Regions from separate parts of the Homo sapiens genome. Here region 1 is linked to region 2. Evidence: read pairs that join two places in POLR2A ChIA-PET (ENCODE). Cell type or tissue: GM12878. All regions are shown on one strand. Each heading gives the region's core, and the rest is flanking DNA. Links, peaks and the distances in the headings are about the cores only.

Region 1 (8,579 bases), core at 230-8,229, 310 kb after region 2:
GATCAATGACAGATTGCATATACGGTAGTCACATAAGATTATGATACTATATTTTTACAATACCTTTTTATGTTTAAATACGCAAATACTTACCATTGCGTGGCAGTTGCCTGTGTTATTCAGTACAGTAACGTGCTGTATAGCCTTGTAGCCTAGAAACAATAGTCTATACCATATATCCTAGGGGTGCAGTAGGTGTATACCATCTAGGGGTATACATTCTGTGATACTTGCACAACAACAACATTGCCTAAGGACTCATTTCTCAGAAGGTATCCTCATCATTTAAGGGATGCATGACCATACTAAAATAAAAAGTATGCTAAAAAGAGCAGATACATCAAAATACAACTTTCCTTAAAGAAAGATTCTTAGATCTGGGCTTCCAAGGAACACACGGGAAAATGCTGACCTCCTCACACATTGATATGTATTGTTCAAGACATATATATTTTTATTGAAGTAAGATCAGATGAAATGATATTCTAGCAAAAACATTAATGGATACTTTTTCAATTAATGTCCAAATTTATCATTATTTATACATTAAAGATGATGCAGCACTGAATGATAAATTATGAAGGAAACATTTAATGCACATTTGAAAAGTAAAGAAATTAGATGCATCTTAATTATATAAGTACTAAAGATCAAACAGATTTTTTTTTTAGTTTTGAGCAACAAAAATAGAAACTTTCAGTAACCTTATAAGAAATGTATAAGTAGCATCTTCAGCAAACAGCAATGTTGTGGATTTACTCATGGTAATTAAATCATTTTTTATATTTCAGGTTTCCATTTATCATTGAAATGTAAGAGTTAATTTGCACAGATACAAATTTATAAAATATAATCCCCTTTCCCAGTTCTCTGATATGTGTTTTACCGTGTCAGAGACATTTTTGATGACAGTGTATGCCTGGATCTTGGTGTAGATACTTTTCTCTTACACTAATTAAATAATTAAATCACTTGTTCCAGAAAGTTAAAATGCCAAATGTCTAGGTTCTCTGCTTCCACAGACTTCTGACTCTGACAGCCAACAATTACTCTAAGTGTTTGACATTCAGAAATTGGAGAGAATAGGTCAGGACTGTGGTAAGTGGGTTTGCATTTTAAATAGCCGTGATTGAAAAGAGAGGAAAGAGATGTGTCCAGTGGCAATTTCTGTTAGTAATTTTTTGTGGTTCTCTTAAGACTTTGTTTTTTCAAGAGAAGATGAAAACTAGACTGGTTGTTCTTACCCCAACTTTATTTTTTAATAGTAATCTCTCTGGAAAATTATAGGAATCTGAAAGTATAACAATTCCAAAGTTAGATATCATATTTATAATATAGTCAAATGAGATCATTGTAGTTATTACCATGATGCACACTTTCAAGGGAGTTAGAATCATTGAATATAGCACTACATTTTTTTGGTGACAACAGCTTTTGAATGTCCCTGCTTAAATTACTTTTTATATAGCAAACTTATACTTCGAAGATTCTTTTCAATAAAAATGTAATATTTTTATTAATCCTTTTCACTTGGGTTTACACAGGAAGGATTGCTTAGAAAATTTAAATTATTAATTCAATCACAATTAGCCAATGCTCTTAATTTTTTCCTTCAGTAGAAATGTTTGCCTTATATTTTGAAGAATGTATTTGCTTGCGTTTCATTACTTTTATTTTCTCTTCCATACCTGCTGTGGAAAATGCAAATAATGCCAATAAAATTAGCAAAGAGGAGAGAAGAAAGGAGGAGTAGCAGCAGTGACAGCAGCAAGAGATTAGGTGTAATTAGCAAATTTAATAATTCGTATCTAAATAACCAAGTCACAGGTCAAATCTCATACCAGCTCCTCCATGGGAAATTACATTTTTGTTGTTGTACTGAAATTTTATGGTAATAAATATTATAAAAGATAGGGGAGTGTCAATCCTTTGTCATTGACTTCCTGAGCCAGCAGCAGGTAACTGATGGAGTCTGAGCCTGTGTGTTGACAACCTCATGGAGCCCACATGAAAATGGTTGTGTAGTGATTAACAAGTAAAATCCATGATTTTATGCCATTAGGGGATGCGTAATAGTTGCTACCATTATGGGGTATTACGACAACGTGCAGTGGAGTAGAGGTTCTAGGGCCTGTAGGATGAATACCATTTGGGTCTCACCAAGAATCTGGTGGAGATTCTTACTGATTTCTTAGTGCATTTGAAACTTGGTATCCGAACTCTAGTGTCATTTATGTTTACATATGTGTTTGTAACTCAGTTAAAATCATTGTTATATGAATTAAGAATGTATAACTCTTTTAAAGAGTATGTTCAGTTGTTTGCAAGCAAGCATGTTTGTCATTTTCATAAAGTCCCTTGGTAAAGAAACCCCATAAACATTGTTATTTATTTATGAATAACTTATGTCGACCCTATTGCAATATTACAATCAAAATTCTGGTGTGAGGAGTGGGAAAAATCAGTGAAGTAAATTTCCTTTAAAACTCTCTTTCTGAGATTTCCCTTCTATCTGAATGGTTTGTTGCATCACTTTAGTTTATTTAGTAATCTCAAAGACACTTACAGTCTCATGCCTGTAATCCCAGCACTTTGAGAGGCCAAGGCTGGCAGATCACGAGGTCTGGAGTTCGAGACCAGCCTGGCCAACATAGCAAAACCCTGCCTGTAATCCAAGCTGCTTGGGAGGCTGAGACAGGAGGGTCACTTGAACTTGGGAGGTGGAGGTTACATTGAGCCGAGATCGTACCACTGCACTCCAGCCTGGGCAACACAGGGAGACTCCATCTCAAACAAATGAACAAACAAACAAACAAACAAAACACAGGGCTTCAAGATTCTGAATCTGTATAAACAACCTTTAGGATAAATCCTTTGTGATTAATTCTTTAAAGCTGTATTATAAGTTTTTACATGTTAAACTTTTTTCTTAGTCATTTGATTTACATTATATGTTGACAATCTGTCAGGCTAATATATAGCATTAACTGACTCATTATTTCATTGATAGAAATGTGTTAATAGGATGTTACAGTCACACTTATCTACATTGGAATTAGCCTTTCAATATGTTTTTGCAGAAATTGTTGCAATGTGTTTAAAAATGAGATAGACGCCGGACACGGTTGCTCGGGCAGATCACGACGTCAAGAGATCAAGACCATCCTGGCCAACATGGTGAAACCCCGTCTCTACTAAAAACACAAAAATTAGCTGGGAGTGGTGGCGCACGCCTGTAGTCCCAGCTACTCAGAAGGCTGAGGCAGGAGAATCACTTGAACCTGGGAGGCGGAGGTTGCAGTGAGCCGAGATTGCGCCACTGCACTCCAACCTGGCAACAGGGTAAGACTGTCTCAAAAAAAAAAAAAAAAAAAAAGAGATAGTCATTAAACTCTTTAATGCAAAACGAACAATTGTGAGAACTATAGAGACTGTTTACAGACTCAAAGCTGTAACAGTTAAATTATTTGTTGTTAAATCACCTGTAGTTAATTACAATATGTTGATGTGTACCTGATCTAAAAGGAAGATTATTTTGGGTTGTCAGGTTAAACACAGACATTGTCGAGCAAAGATAAGACAGTCAAATTACCTTTTATTCCTCAGAAGTGTCATTGAATTCAGTTAACACCTTATCAAGTGCTAATAAGACCTTTCTTTGAAGATGTGAATGATTAAGCCCTAATCCTTGTTCAGTGATTTTTGAATCTTAGAAGTTCCGAATCAAGTTAATTTCTAAATTATACAATTTGAATATACTAACATTTTAATTTAACATTTTGTATGTTATTTAATTTGTGCTCTTAAATTTAGTTTGAATCCAACTTCCCCTTTTTTCTTTACTCAGAAAAATAATTTTGTCTTTGATTTATGCAATAATAATGAATGGATTCAGCTTACTCATTTCAAATTATTTCTGCAGAATATTGAAAGTTAGGGAAATGCCTCCCCCCACTCTTTTAAGTAGCTTTAGAAATTGCAGTTCTGTTCGACACTAAATACAGTGAATAGTTTGTGTTCCACAGCTTCAGGATAGAGAACACAGATTTCCCAAACATTCAGCAAATTACGAAACAATTGAGAAGTGGGGAAATCCAGGGTTACAGCAGATAGTCTTTCAAATGGGAGATGTTGGAGTGTTGATTTCTGTTCTGATGGGCTGTGAGTAGTGGTAGTGGTGGCAGTGGCAACAGTGACTGTTCTACATCTAACGGGAGGGAAGGTGGTACTTCACCACTGATGTGCCACAGAAGCTTACTCATTTTCCTCTTTTGTGGGCATGCTCTTGGTTCCACATCATACACTGGGGATACATCAGCAAAATGTGGTTAATTGCAGTGTAGCAGGACGAGCCGTAGACAAAACCCCTCAGACACCGAGATAGTGAAGGGAGTGGCTTTAATGAGCTGGAAGCATCGGCAGACTAGCGTCTTAAAATCCAAGCTTGTCAGGTGCACAGTTTCTGTCCCTTTTAAGGGCTCACAACGCTAAGGGTTTCACGTGAAAGGGTCGTGATTGATTGAGCAAGCCAGGGGGTACGTGACAGGGGCTGCATGCACCGGTGGTCAGAGTGAAACAGAACAGACCAGGAAGTTTCACAATGTCTTTCCATACAATGTCTGGAATCTATAGATAACATCGGTTGCTAGGTCAGGGGTCGAATTTTAACCACCAGGCTTAGGTCAGGCAGGCCCAGGCCTGGTTTCAGGTCTGGTTCCTAGGCGCCGGGCTACCTGCCTTTAGTTTCACTTCTCTTTCCTTTTCTGGGTATAAAACAATATAAAGCAATATGAGAGGGTCTGTCTCTCTTCTCTCAGCAGCAGATAAAGGACAACTGTGAAGATTGGGAACCTGAAATTAGACCTTCCCACAATGTTTGAAAATGTTCCTGGGAAACAGACCTTTGAGTCTTGGAAGGAAGGATCTATACACTCTGCGGTGATAGACAGGTGGTACATGGATAGCAGTGGGCAAACCCTGAGCAGATGACACTCAGAAATTTAGGTAGATCATGTGGTTTTTATCATCTATGTATAGGTAGTCAGAGCTCTATACTGGTGTCCAGACCCTGGCTAAGAATCTAGCAAAGGCAAAGCAAGGTTCCAGGCTCATGTGGGTGCCAGGATAGCCTCTTAGGGAGTAGAGCACAGGGATTAGTAAGAATATCCAGTTACATACCTGGGGTCAAGAAGAGCCCAGAGAATTTGGAAATTTGGCATGGTTAATAAAACTAAGGAGAAGAATCAGAGAAGGAGTAAGTGTGATGGTTGAAACTAGAGAACTAGGTATTAATATGGAGTGTAATTCGTGTGTTAGAACAAGCTTGCCATGACTGGGGAGAGCTGATAACATTTTAAAGACATTTGTGAGCTCATTGATGGAGAACTTGAAATTGATCATGGTGGGATTATTTACACCATGGGATCACAAATGTCACATATCAGGCCTTCCCCTTCTCTCTCACCTCCAGAACTGGCTGTTAAACATTTATCAGCACCCCACAGGTGTAGCGTAGAGAACATAGCTTTGAGGTTGGCTAGAACTAGGATAGAATTCTGCTTCTCGGAGTCGTGACAACTTATAAAACCTCCTTAAATTTTCTAGTTTCTTATGTAAAAAATTTGGAGTATAATGAAAATTAAATTACCTATAATGATATACAATGCACCCAGCCCATTACAAGTTCTTATAGTATTTTTGAATCCTTCTTTTTCCACTCTCCTTATACAACTGGTCCTAGAGTCTGAGGGAGAAGGAGTTGTAATGGAGGTGAAGATTCTACAAGAGAAGAGCCAGAATTCAGGCACCAGGAAGGAATTTTTGTTTTAGGGAAGGTACATCCCAAATAGTTACACCAAAGTTCTTTCTGGGGGAAATTAAGAAAAAAATGTTGAGAGTGGAAGCCCCTATATGGCATCACAGTACCTCTGAAGGGGCAAGAATTGCCCTTCAGAGGGGCAATTTTAGACAGCTGTGCTGAGTAGGGATAACAAGCCCAAGCCTGGGGAGTGAGCAACCCATGGGTACTAGATATCAGGGCGATCAAGAGCCTGGAGTCTCCTAGCCAGAAGTGCACTTGGTCTTGGTCAAGACAACCCCTCTACTAGTCCCATGATCTTAGGCAGTATAAAAGTGGTTAGAGCTTATAAGACCCACTGTCCCAGATTTGGTAGAAGGGAAATCAGAACAATTCTCACACACATAATGTCAGGGCAAACACATGGTCTGGATAGAGCGTCTCACATTAGGCAAAATCAAAATATAACTGTAGGAAACAACTGAAACCAAACACACAAAAACCTATGCACACATACCAAGGGGAAAAGAGGGAAGAAGCCCGATATACAAAGTGAGAGTGAACCCAGTATAAAAGAAAACATTATCCAGAAAGCATATATTTTTAAAATTTACTCTGTAGAGAAACTTACTGAAAACATAAATTTGTTAAAACAAGACTCAAAGATGAGATGATTTAAGAGAAGAGTGGGATAAAAATGGGGATGACTGGAATAAGAAAACAAATTGAGAACCAAAACAACACCCTTACTATCTAATAAACAGCTTAGAAGCTGCAAGGAATGAGAAAAAACTTAAAATTGAACTTAAGAGGTAGAGTAAAGGTTTGAAATAATCGCAGTGAGTGCAGAAGATGACTAAAGGAAAAAAGGAGTTACAAACATTTCTCAAAAATGAGTTCCTATATTTGATTTCATGTTTGTCCTTTCAAAGAGGAGGCCAATTCTACAGTCACAAAATTATTTCTGTTGGCTTTCACAGCCTTGAATAAAATGGAAAAGATTAAAGTGTGGCTCTTAACAGAAGCGACTCCTAACTGCCAATGGCTTCTAGAAATGTCTTTTTCAACGCACTGATGAAATTGTTTTATAAATCTCTCTGGCCTTATAAAGGAAAGTAGTAATTGTGGGATAAGTACAGCCTGAAAAATTTATTATACTCCTCAAATTTTGGTTAACAGTGGGTAACAGGATGGGGAATGAGACTTCTCCTGTTTTGGAATTTTTGCTAAAACTTCAAAACAAAACTAATGAATGCTTTCATATTCTGCAGAGAGCCATCACTGAGCTGTGGGATCCCTCTGATATGGTTTGGCTATGCCTTCACCCAAATCTCATCTTGAATTGTAGTACTTATAATCCCCATGTGTCATGGGAGGGATCTGGTGGGAGGTAATTGAACCATGGGGGCAGGTTTTTCCTGTGCTGTTCTCATGATAGTACATAAGTCTCATGAGACCTGATGGTTTTATAAGGGCAGTTCCCCTGCACATGGTCTCTTGCCTGCTGCCATGTAAGACGTGCCCCAGCCATGTGGAACTGTGAGTACATTAAATCTCCTTTTCTTTATAAATTACCCAGTCTTGGGTATTTATTCATTGTAGTATGAAAATGGACGAATACACCTTCCCTTTGTATTCTATCTGTATGATAGCATAAACAAAAATCAATTTTAAAGGTATAAAAAATTAAAAACAAAACAAATTAAATGAAAAGAGATAGTCAAATTAAACCTGCTAGTCTGATCGTTACTCCCAGTGGGTATAAGAAAAAGTTAAGGAATTCGAGGATGTTCACTGTGGCTTTGAGTTATGGTTTTACCCCCTCATAGTCCTCCCCTCATAAAGCAAGGAAATGGGGTCTAAGAGAATCCCTCATAGGAACTGGCATGCTTGGAAGAGGATGATATTGGTATCTCAAGCCTGTATTAGATGTCTGTTCCCATAGCAGCCTTGCCAACCTGCTCCACAATGATGTAAGCAAACTTTGTGGGGCAAACTGAGAGTAACCACAAGGCAGAGAGACGAGAAGTGAGGAGCTTGTGCATCATCCATTGTTTAGGGAACAGGGAGGTGGAATTTTACACTGGGCTACCGGTGCAAGGGAGCCAGGTGTGCTTGATCATTGGTGATAGCATTTGAAGCAGGGACTGAAGTCCTGAGCCAGAGCAGGTGTACCACATCAGAAGGTACACCTGTAGCACGGAGAGGCTGCCTCAAGGGGGCATCCAATGGACCTCACCTGTGGTGTCTTAAAAAAAAACACACACACAACACGAGCCTTTCTACGCACACCATACAGAGATTGTCTTTGGCTAAGGGAAGACTGTAACTGCACAAGGAAGGTAAACGATGTTTTTGGCACTTTTCTCTAAGCTCTACTTTCTGCTTCAACAAAGGAAAAGCTAGAACAAGAAAAGGGAAGTGGGAAGGAGAAGCACAGGGAGCCTAAGTTAGGTTAGAGGAGTGTTTCTTGGGTATGAAATTGAAGTTTTAAGTTTGGGCAAGATTGGGAACTTCAGTAGCTCGAAATATCCAGAAAGCATCTTAGATTCTGGCTCAGATTTTTTTAAGAGATGGAAATGGAGATTCAAAGGTTTTGTTATTGAAGACAATAAAGCCATTCCATGTTTGGACTCCACTAAATTCAGATTGTTCGATTAATCTGTCAACACTTGTATGCCAAAAAATGATACTATAGGCATTGTATGAACTGCTAACTTTATTTATCCTTTGGTATGACTGATACCTTTATAATTAGAAACCATATGAAATGTTTAATAGT
Region 2 (8,579 bases), core at 381-8,380:
GTAATCATCTTAATTTCATTTTATAAAAGTATCAGTCCACAATGGAATAGACAAATTAAAAAATGGCACCTTACCATAGATTGCTTGAGAAGCACTGATTTAGACTACAAGGGATATGAGAATTTAGCAATGAAGAGATCAGTATGTTTTGGCCTAGTAGAAGATGATTTCATGTTGGAGGTGAGATCTTTACTTGAAGGTTAAATAGCATTTGGATGGTTGTAGTGCACTGGGTTGTTTCAGGTAGGGATGACAAGGTTTTGGACCACAAATGGAGTAGAGAGAGGTGTGATGATATGTTTTGTGGTGACCAGGGAGGAAAGAGTTCTGGCAGAATTAAAAATCAAATTTATGAAAAGCTGACCAGACACCAGATAAAATGAGCATTTCCTATTCATTTGGTTACTGCTTGAGCTATGGCATGATGAAAACCTTCATTCACCATGTGTTTATGGCTGATTTTCCAGGGGACTAGTAATACTAAGTATGTTTTAAATTTTATGTATTTGAAACATTGCTTTTTAATTTAGCCTTTAAAAAATTAGATAGTTGGCTTATTAATGTAATTGCCAAATGTAGCTTTAATATGAAGTGACGTAAGTAAAATGTAAAGAAAAATAATTGATGACAGTTATTTTAGGCCAGGCATGGTGGGTCTTGCCTGTAATCCCAGCACTTTGGGAGGCTGAGGTGGGTGGATCACCTGAGGTCAGGAGTTCGAGACCAGCCTGGGCAACATGGTGAAACCCCGTCTCTACTAAAAATACAAAATTAGCCAGGCATGGTGCTGTGCGGCTGTAGTCCCAGCTACGCAGCAGGCCGAAGCAAGAAAATCACTTGAACCCAGAAGGTGGAGGTTGCCGTGAGCGGAGATTGCAGCACTACACTCCAGCCTGGGCAACAAAAGGGAAAATCCGTCTCTCAAGAAAAAAAACATTATTTTAAATAGAAAAACCCTGTTTTTATCTTGTTTTCTATTTTCCTTTGTCAATTTCATCTTGGACCAAAGCTTTTCCTCATTATTGAATTACAATCATGAATTCAGAGACCTGGGATTAAAAAGAATATTGATATAATGATTGTTCCTGGAGAATTAACATTTAGCTTATAGCATAAAATGTGAGCTAAACTAGTTATATTTTTTTATTTTGGTAAACTATGCATAACATAAAATTTACTATTTTAACTATTTTAAGTGTACAATTCAGTGGCATTAAGTACATTCACTTCATTATACAGCAGTTACTGCCACCCTTTTTCATCTTCTCAAACCAAAACATTGTATCCATTAAACAATAGCTCTCCATTTCCCATTTCTCCACTGAATTAGTTATTTGAAATCTACCCATTTTGGTATTTTCTTACTTGTCTTATTTGCTACTTTTATAAATGAATATATATTAGGTACTCCTTATATATATGGAACTGGGCCAGATGCTGAGCAGGGTTGAATTACAGTTATAAAGAAGGCTGCACAATTTTCCATGATATTACGTGGTTTCCTGGGTGACAGAGTCTTGTTGCATCACATTCTTTATCTTACATCCAAACTACAATCCAATTAAATGTGCAAAAGTACACAAGCTGATTTTTGTTTCAGAGGTTACCAGGAAAATAATTACACCAGTCTGACAATTTTAAATCAAGATTGAAGTATTGCTTTGGTTTCTTCTGAGATTTTGAGTACCTAAATGAACATATTTGCAAAATTATTAAATATGAAAGTGGGTGGTAGTTTGGTTATTTTTAAAATCCTGAATAAATTTTTATATTTATATGGATTTTGAGGTGTCCTCATTTTATTTTTTCCTCTTTAACTCTGTCATGTTCATTTGCACCCCTTGTTCCCCTGACCTGTAAGTTCACCTATTTCCCATGGTGTTCTTTAGTCTTTTTTTAGAAATCTCACCTTTTTCAGTTTCAATTCTCTCTCTTTAGGGGGGAAAACTCTCCTAATTCTGTATTTCTTAAAACTGCGAGTAACAGTTCTCAGTCTAGAACTGTGACCTGAAATTTCCACTTATATGGTCTGCTGTCACATCAAACAAAGCATGTTTATTGTTGGACTAGTCATTTTTCCATTAATTTTGGAAACCCTCCCCTTTTAAAAGTGGCACTATGTTCATGTCATTATCTAAGCTTGAAAATTTGTGGTATTTCTTTCCCTGTTCAAGTAATAGCCAATCTCTACTAACTGTTTCTGTCTATTGTGATAATCACACCTGTCCTTTCCTTTCCATTTTTTTTCATTTTGTTCAATATAGGGCCTGATCACCTGATGCCTAGGCTACTGCAGTAGTTCCCCACCAGTGGAATTTTCCCTCAAGTACTTATAGCATTTTCTTTGTGAAAATTGTGAATATTTAGATTACAGTCAATTGTGTCTCTCTCTCACATGGTCTTTTTATCTTTTCATTCCCCAGAAACCTTGGAGCATTGTTGCTACTAAACACATATTTTTGAGAATTTGAGAATATGATATTCTAGTTATAATCTCTTCTCCCTCTAGTGTATTTTGTATAGCATTGCCAGGTTCTCCATTAATTAAACAAATATTGAGTGCCTATTATGTGCTAAGGACTCTTTTAGGTGCTAAGGTTATAGTAAACAGCAAACAAAAACTTATGATCTTGGGTGGCTTATATTCTAGAGAAGTAAAAGACTGATAAATTAGCAAAGTACATAGCCTGTTAGGCAGTGATAACTGCAAAGGAGAAAAAAAATTAAGGAGGAAGACAGGGAGTATGGAGTGTGAGACATTGACATTTTGTTAGAACAAGGCTTTCTGAGGGACAAAATATTAAAAAAAAGAGATTGATATTTTGGATTAAAGTGGCTAGGAAAGCCCTTCCATAAAGGTAGCGTTTGAGTAAAAACTTGAAGGAATTGAGTGAGGAAGGCAATACATATGTGCAGGAAGAAGGTTCCAGGCAAAGGGAACAGCAGGTGTAAAGGACCTCAGATGCGAGTGTGCCTGTCATGTTTGAATATCGACGGGGAGCAGAGTGAGCTGGAAGATGACTAGTAGGAGGCAAGGGTGTGTGTTGGGGAAGAGGTGTGGAGTGGAAAAGTACAGATTGAATGGGGCCACATAGATCACAATTAGAGGTGTGGTTTTTACTCTGAGCTGGCCAGCCTTTGTAGGAATTTGAACATGCAAGTGACATCTGACTTAGGTGATAAGAGAATCATTCTGGCAATGATATTGAGGTAAGAGAGGAAGCAGAGAGACCAGCTAGGAGCTTTGGCACAAATCCAGTGAGAGGGAGATCTGGTTTGGGATATACTTAAAGTCGAACTAACAGAATTTCTGATAGATTGGATGTGGGGTGTGAAGGGAAAAGAAAAGTCAAGGATTATTTGAAAATCCTTGGCCTGAGAAGCTGGAAGAATGGAGTTGCCATTAACTAAGATGGGTGTAGCCCTGAGAGGAGCAGATTTGGCAGGGGGTTTTCAGGAAGTTCAGCTTTGAATGTGCTAAATTTGTGATGCTTGCTTGATGTCCAAGTCGAATGAGATGGCCTGGCTTCATGTGAGTGTAATAGATTAGACTGAAGTTCAAGAAGGAGGTCTGAGAATTGTCATCACAGAGATAATATTTAAAACTGTGAGACTGGTTAAGTCATCTAGAGAAAAAGTGTAGAAAGAAAAGAGATTACACTTTTTGAAATACTTTACACCTTCATCTTTTGGCTTAGTACATACCCTCAAAGGCTGCAGGTTTTCCATGACGTTTCATAGTGGAATTTCATGTAAATCTCTTACTTCAGTCAAGCTGGAACACTTACGTTGCCTAAGCTCTCCTTTTGCATTGCTGCTTTCCTATGCTCATTTATTCTTCGTACAAAGAGTGCTTTCTTACCTGCTTTCTACCTAACTTAAATGCAGTTTTCTCCAAGCAGCATTATCTTATTACCACAGAGTGTTCTGTTTCATTTTGCAAAATTCTGCATCTTTATTTCACCCCTCCTAATCTTGTCTATAAAGTTCATCATATTTTTGTATATGTCTTTTTTTCCTGATGAGCTAATGGGATCTATGGCTGGTACCATAATTTTGAATATTTCATCTTCCACAGTGATCAGACCCCCAGTTCTACTTCACAGAGGCAATCTGTGGGGAATCAGTCTTTCCAAACACTATCAAGCTGGAGGAAGTGAGGCTGTTTGGGAATATCTGGACATTGATCCTGCTTTCTCTTCTTAGGTAAAGTTGTGGCTTTACTGGCACTGGGTTTGGCTCAAGAACCAGTAAGAACCCAGATGTTTGTAATTTTCCATTAAAGGGCATAGCTTGTTAGAGTTTGTTCTTCCCCAAATGGTGATGTAAGCCCTGAGCATCAAAGAGAAGTGTCACCCTCATAATTGAACTTGTTAAATATGGCAAAATGTCACCTTGTTCTCTCACTGGGAGTGCATGACTCTGGAGGCCAGTCACAGCTGTGTTGAGCCATGCTACATCTGTTCTTGTTCTGAGTGGCAGTTTCACTGCTAATAAGATTTTGAATCCTTAGCTAAGTAAGTCAGGAACTAAACATAAACCTATTTTCTCTGTGTGTGTGTGTGTGTGTGTGTGTGTGTGTGTGTGTGTGTGCATGCACTCTATTTCCTGTAGTTCATAGCTGATAGCTAATATTTGTTTAAGGTTTACCTACTATGGACTAGACATAGTTCTAATGCACTGCTTGCATTAACTCTTTTAATCTTCATAACATTCATATGAATTAGCCATCTCCATATTTATAGCCATTTTCTGATAAGAAAATTGAGGAAAGAGAAGTTGAGTAACTTTCTTTAACAGACTGTAATGTTAAGTGGAGGAATGGGGTTTGATCCCAAGAAGGTTTGATCCAGAGTTTATATTTTTAACTGCTGTACTATACTAGTGATATGGTTAGGCTTTGTGTCCCCACCCAAATCTCATCTTGAATTGTAGTCCCCAGGTGTTTAGGGAGAGACCTGGTGGGAAGTGATTGCATTATGGGGTCGCTTTCCTCCATGCTGTTCTCATGATAGTGAGTGAATTCTCATGAGATCTGATGGTTTTATAAATGGTAGTTTTTTCTGTGCTGACACATGTACTTCTCTCTCCTGCCACCATGTGAAGAGGGTCCTTGGTTCCCCTTCACCTTCCATCATGATTGTAAGTTTCCCGAGGAAACAAAGCCAAGTGGAGCTGTGAGTCAATTAAACCTCTTTCCTTTATAAATTACCCACTCTCAGGGAATTCTTTATAGCAGTGTGAAAGTGGACAGCTACAACTAGTTTATTTGAAATGCTGCATGCCAATTTTGATTATTTCTTTTTGTCTTGTGGTGGGTGTTTCTATAATTTTAAATAATATGCTTATCTTACTACTTCTTGATTTATCAACTAAGGCGATAACTGTCGATGACTTGATGTTTAAGATGATTTACTCTTCTGCTACTCTATTGCCCTTCTTCAAACTTTATATAGTTATATATTATTGTTGTTATTTCCTCTGTTGGTTAGCTTTGTGACTCCAATATGCCTGAACCTCTATTTCATGTTCCATTAGCTTTTGGCAGTACTGTATCCTTTATTGCCCTTTTTATAAAGTGAGAGTTTATTACCCATACCCTCTACTTTAATTTTTACCTCCCTTCTGTCTTTTAACTTCTGTCAAATATCCATTTACTTTAAAATTATCAAAGTTTATAATATTTATATTCTATTTAAGGAAGGCAGTATAACTTTGTGGTTAAGAATGTGGACATTGGAATTAGGTTGCCTGGGTTTAAATCCAAGCACTACCACATCCTAGCTGTGTCACCTTGGCAAATTATTTAATTTCTCTGTGCCTCAGTTTTCTCAATTATAAAATGAGGATAATGTACTCTTATTTCACAGGATTATTGTGAAGATTTATGTAAAACATTTGAAACAGGGCCCGATACGTAATAAGGACTATATAAATGATTGCTATTAGTGTTATAATTATTCTGTAATCATAGTGAACTCTTCCATGCTTTCAATTTATTCTAAAAGTTCAATACATGATATTTAACTAATTAATTTGTTATGATTATACAATACAGAACCAAGTAGTACACTGTGATTACATTTCTTTGTCTCTGTGTTCAAAGTTGTGACCCTAAAAATAATGTTTCTAGTATCAAGGTCAAATGGGGTATCTTATCTTCCACTCCCTAAAATTAAAAAAAATGTAGCATTTTAATTTTATTGATAATTAGATGATGACTTTCTTCTGTATCTCCCCTCTCCCACAGAATTTGGAATTGCTTTTTTTTTTACTGACAAAAGAATAAGTTATTTTAATCATATTCTCAAAATTATCTGACTTCTCTGTCACACTTGGTTGTAAGAACTCACTCTCTTCTCGGAGACAGTCCTTTTATGATCCATGGAAGAAAAAATTGATTAATTGGACTTACCAAAACTGAAGACTTTTGCTCTACAAAAGATTCTGTTGAGAGAATGAAAACACAGGTTATATCTGGGAGAAAACATTTTCAAATCACATATCTCTTAAAGAATGGATATCCAAAATATAAGAAAAAAATTAAGGAAACAGCCACTTGTAAAAAAATGGACAAATGATCTGAACAACTGCTTCAAAAAGACTTATGGATGGCAAAAAAGACTTATGGATGGCAAATAACCATCTATAAAAAGATTCTCAACATTATTTGTCATTAAGGAAATTGAAACAGCAAGATATTACTGACATACCTGTTAGATTGGTTAAGAGAAAAAAAAAACCTGACAATACTAAATGCTGGTTATCTCATACTTGCTACTTTGGAAGATGGTTTAGCAGTGTCTTATTAAAGTTAAACACAGACTTACCACATGACCCAGCAAAAGCACCTTTAGGTATTTACCAAATTGGTTTGAAAATGTAAATCCATACACGTGCTTTAATCATAGTTGTCAGCTTTGTTCATAATCATCAAAAACTAGAAGCAACCAAGAAGTTCTTCAGTAGGTGAATGCATAAACGGTGGTACATCCATGCAATGGGTTATTATTCAATGATAAGCAATTGATGCTACAACATGGATGCGTCTTAAATGCATTTTCCCAAGTTATTGAAGCCAGACTGAAAAGGCTACATCATATTGAATGATTCCATTCATATGGCATTCTAGAAAGGGCCAAATTTAAGACTGGAAAACCAATCAGTGGTTGCTAGGGATTTGAGGAAAGGGGAGTTTTCACTTGGGGGAAAGAATGGGGGAGTTGTAGAGTTAAAAGTAAACTGTAGTGGTGGACATATACTATGCATTTGAAAAAACTGATAGAACTTTATAGCATAAAGAGCTTAATATGTGCAAGTAAAAAAATCAATCAACCAAGAGTTAGGGATCCCGGAGGGGAATGCAATGGTGACAAAAGAACCTAACAAGCTTGTTTCAGATATGTGATATAACTTCACTAAAGGGATGGGGGAAAAGGTGCTGACCTGAATAATTTTTGGAAAACAGTGTTTTAACTAGAAACTGTAAGATTAAAGACAAAAGTGTACATAAATGCTGCAGCTGGTAAAGTTGTTTCTCACAGGGGTATTGGTTAGCAATTCTGAAACTGCTGTACGTGTATACTGGAAACTGACAAATAAGTAAATGTATTACCATACATTTGGTGATTGATGGGAGCCAAGTTTCTCACTATTGGAGAAGAAGGTTGCAGAAAAGCAAGAGGATAGAATGAACCATGTGGTACTGAATTAGATTTGGAGACACCAATATGAAATTATATTTAGTTTAATATAGATACTGCTGGGCTTTGTAGCAGGTGGCTAGTTTCATAGTGTGCGGTGTTCTCATTTTTCCCTCACCTTCACCCACCCAGACCACAACCCAAACACAATTGTCTTTATTTTTCTGCCTGTCTTTTTGCCAGTAGCGAAAATGTTATTTGTTCATGCCTGAGATAGGTTGTTAACACAAAATTCTAATGAACTAGTCCAAACGCTTAACTTTTGTAGCTGGAAGACCTTCAAACATTTTAAACAAAGAAAAAAATCTTGTTTTTTTCTTTTCCTTTTGGATAGCATAGAGAACTTTTTATTTTTTGTGAAGTAGAATGTGAGTCCTTTTGGGTATATTGGAATTTCTCTGGGGACAATTTTGAAAGAAACTACTGTATACATCAAAAGAACATAAGGATTTCTGTTGTCCAACTGTCTTCAAAATTTTACCTAAAGTGTTCCATTAAAAAAGGCTACTAAGTAGAACTACTAAAATGAATAATAAAAAATATAAAAATGAATAATGAAAAAATACAAAAAAAATAAAAAATAATTCAAAAATTTACCTAGAGTACCATTTAAAAAAGGCTCCTAAGTCGAGCTACTAAAATGAATAATAAAAAATGTAAATTTCAAAGTAGCCTAATGTAGCAAGTTGAGAAGTAGAGCTTTTCCCATTCCCTGTGATTTTGGGCTGAGGGCCCAGAGCTGAGAACAAAGCATATTAGTGCCTGGATTTCTAAAGAAAGGATGCTGCTCCATCTGTGTGAAACTAGCTATGGCCACAGTCATTGCCAGGGAAGCAGTTCTAGCCAGTTCCTTGCATATGGTGGCTCTGTGTAGTG

Evidence for each region. ChIA-PET counts read pairs that join two places held together with the same protein. Peaks named below come from ENCODE experiments on the same cell type or tissue, not always from the same donor. Only the 100,000 strongest peaks of a DNase experiment are listed, where the experiment ranks them.
Region 1: POLR2A ChIA-PET joins it to region 2 with 7 read pairs; 1 of 35 experiments calls an interaction of 5 or more read pairs at or near these places.

Annotation. Positions count from the first base shown.
Region 1 is chr14:39,758,584-39,767,162 of GRCh38, forward strand. All of the region lies in intron 5 of LOC105370461 (a long non-coding RNA gene), which reads left to right. Among named protein-coding and RNA genes, the nearest start is that of FBXO33, 330 kb to the left of the region's middle. In GM12878, for the core only: no CTCF peak of the experiment used is centred there; DNase peaks (open chromatin) are centred at 4,448 and 4,908; H3K4me3 peaks cover 791 bases; H3K27ac peaks cover 447 bases.
Region 2 is chr14:39,444,385-39,452,963 of GRCh38, forward strand. All of the region lies in intron 1 of LOC105370461 (a long non-coding RNA gene), which reads left to right. Among named protein-coding and RNA genes, the nearest start is that of FBXO33, 16 kb to the left of the region's middle. In GM12878, for the core only: no CTCF peak of the experiment used is centred there; DNase peaks (open chromatin) are centred at 2,004, 4,447 and 7,586; H3K4me3 peaks cover 1,602 bases; H3K27ac peaks cover 5,190 bases.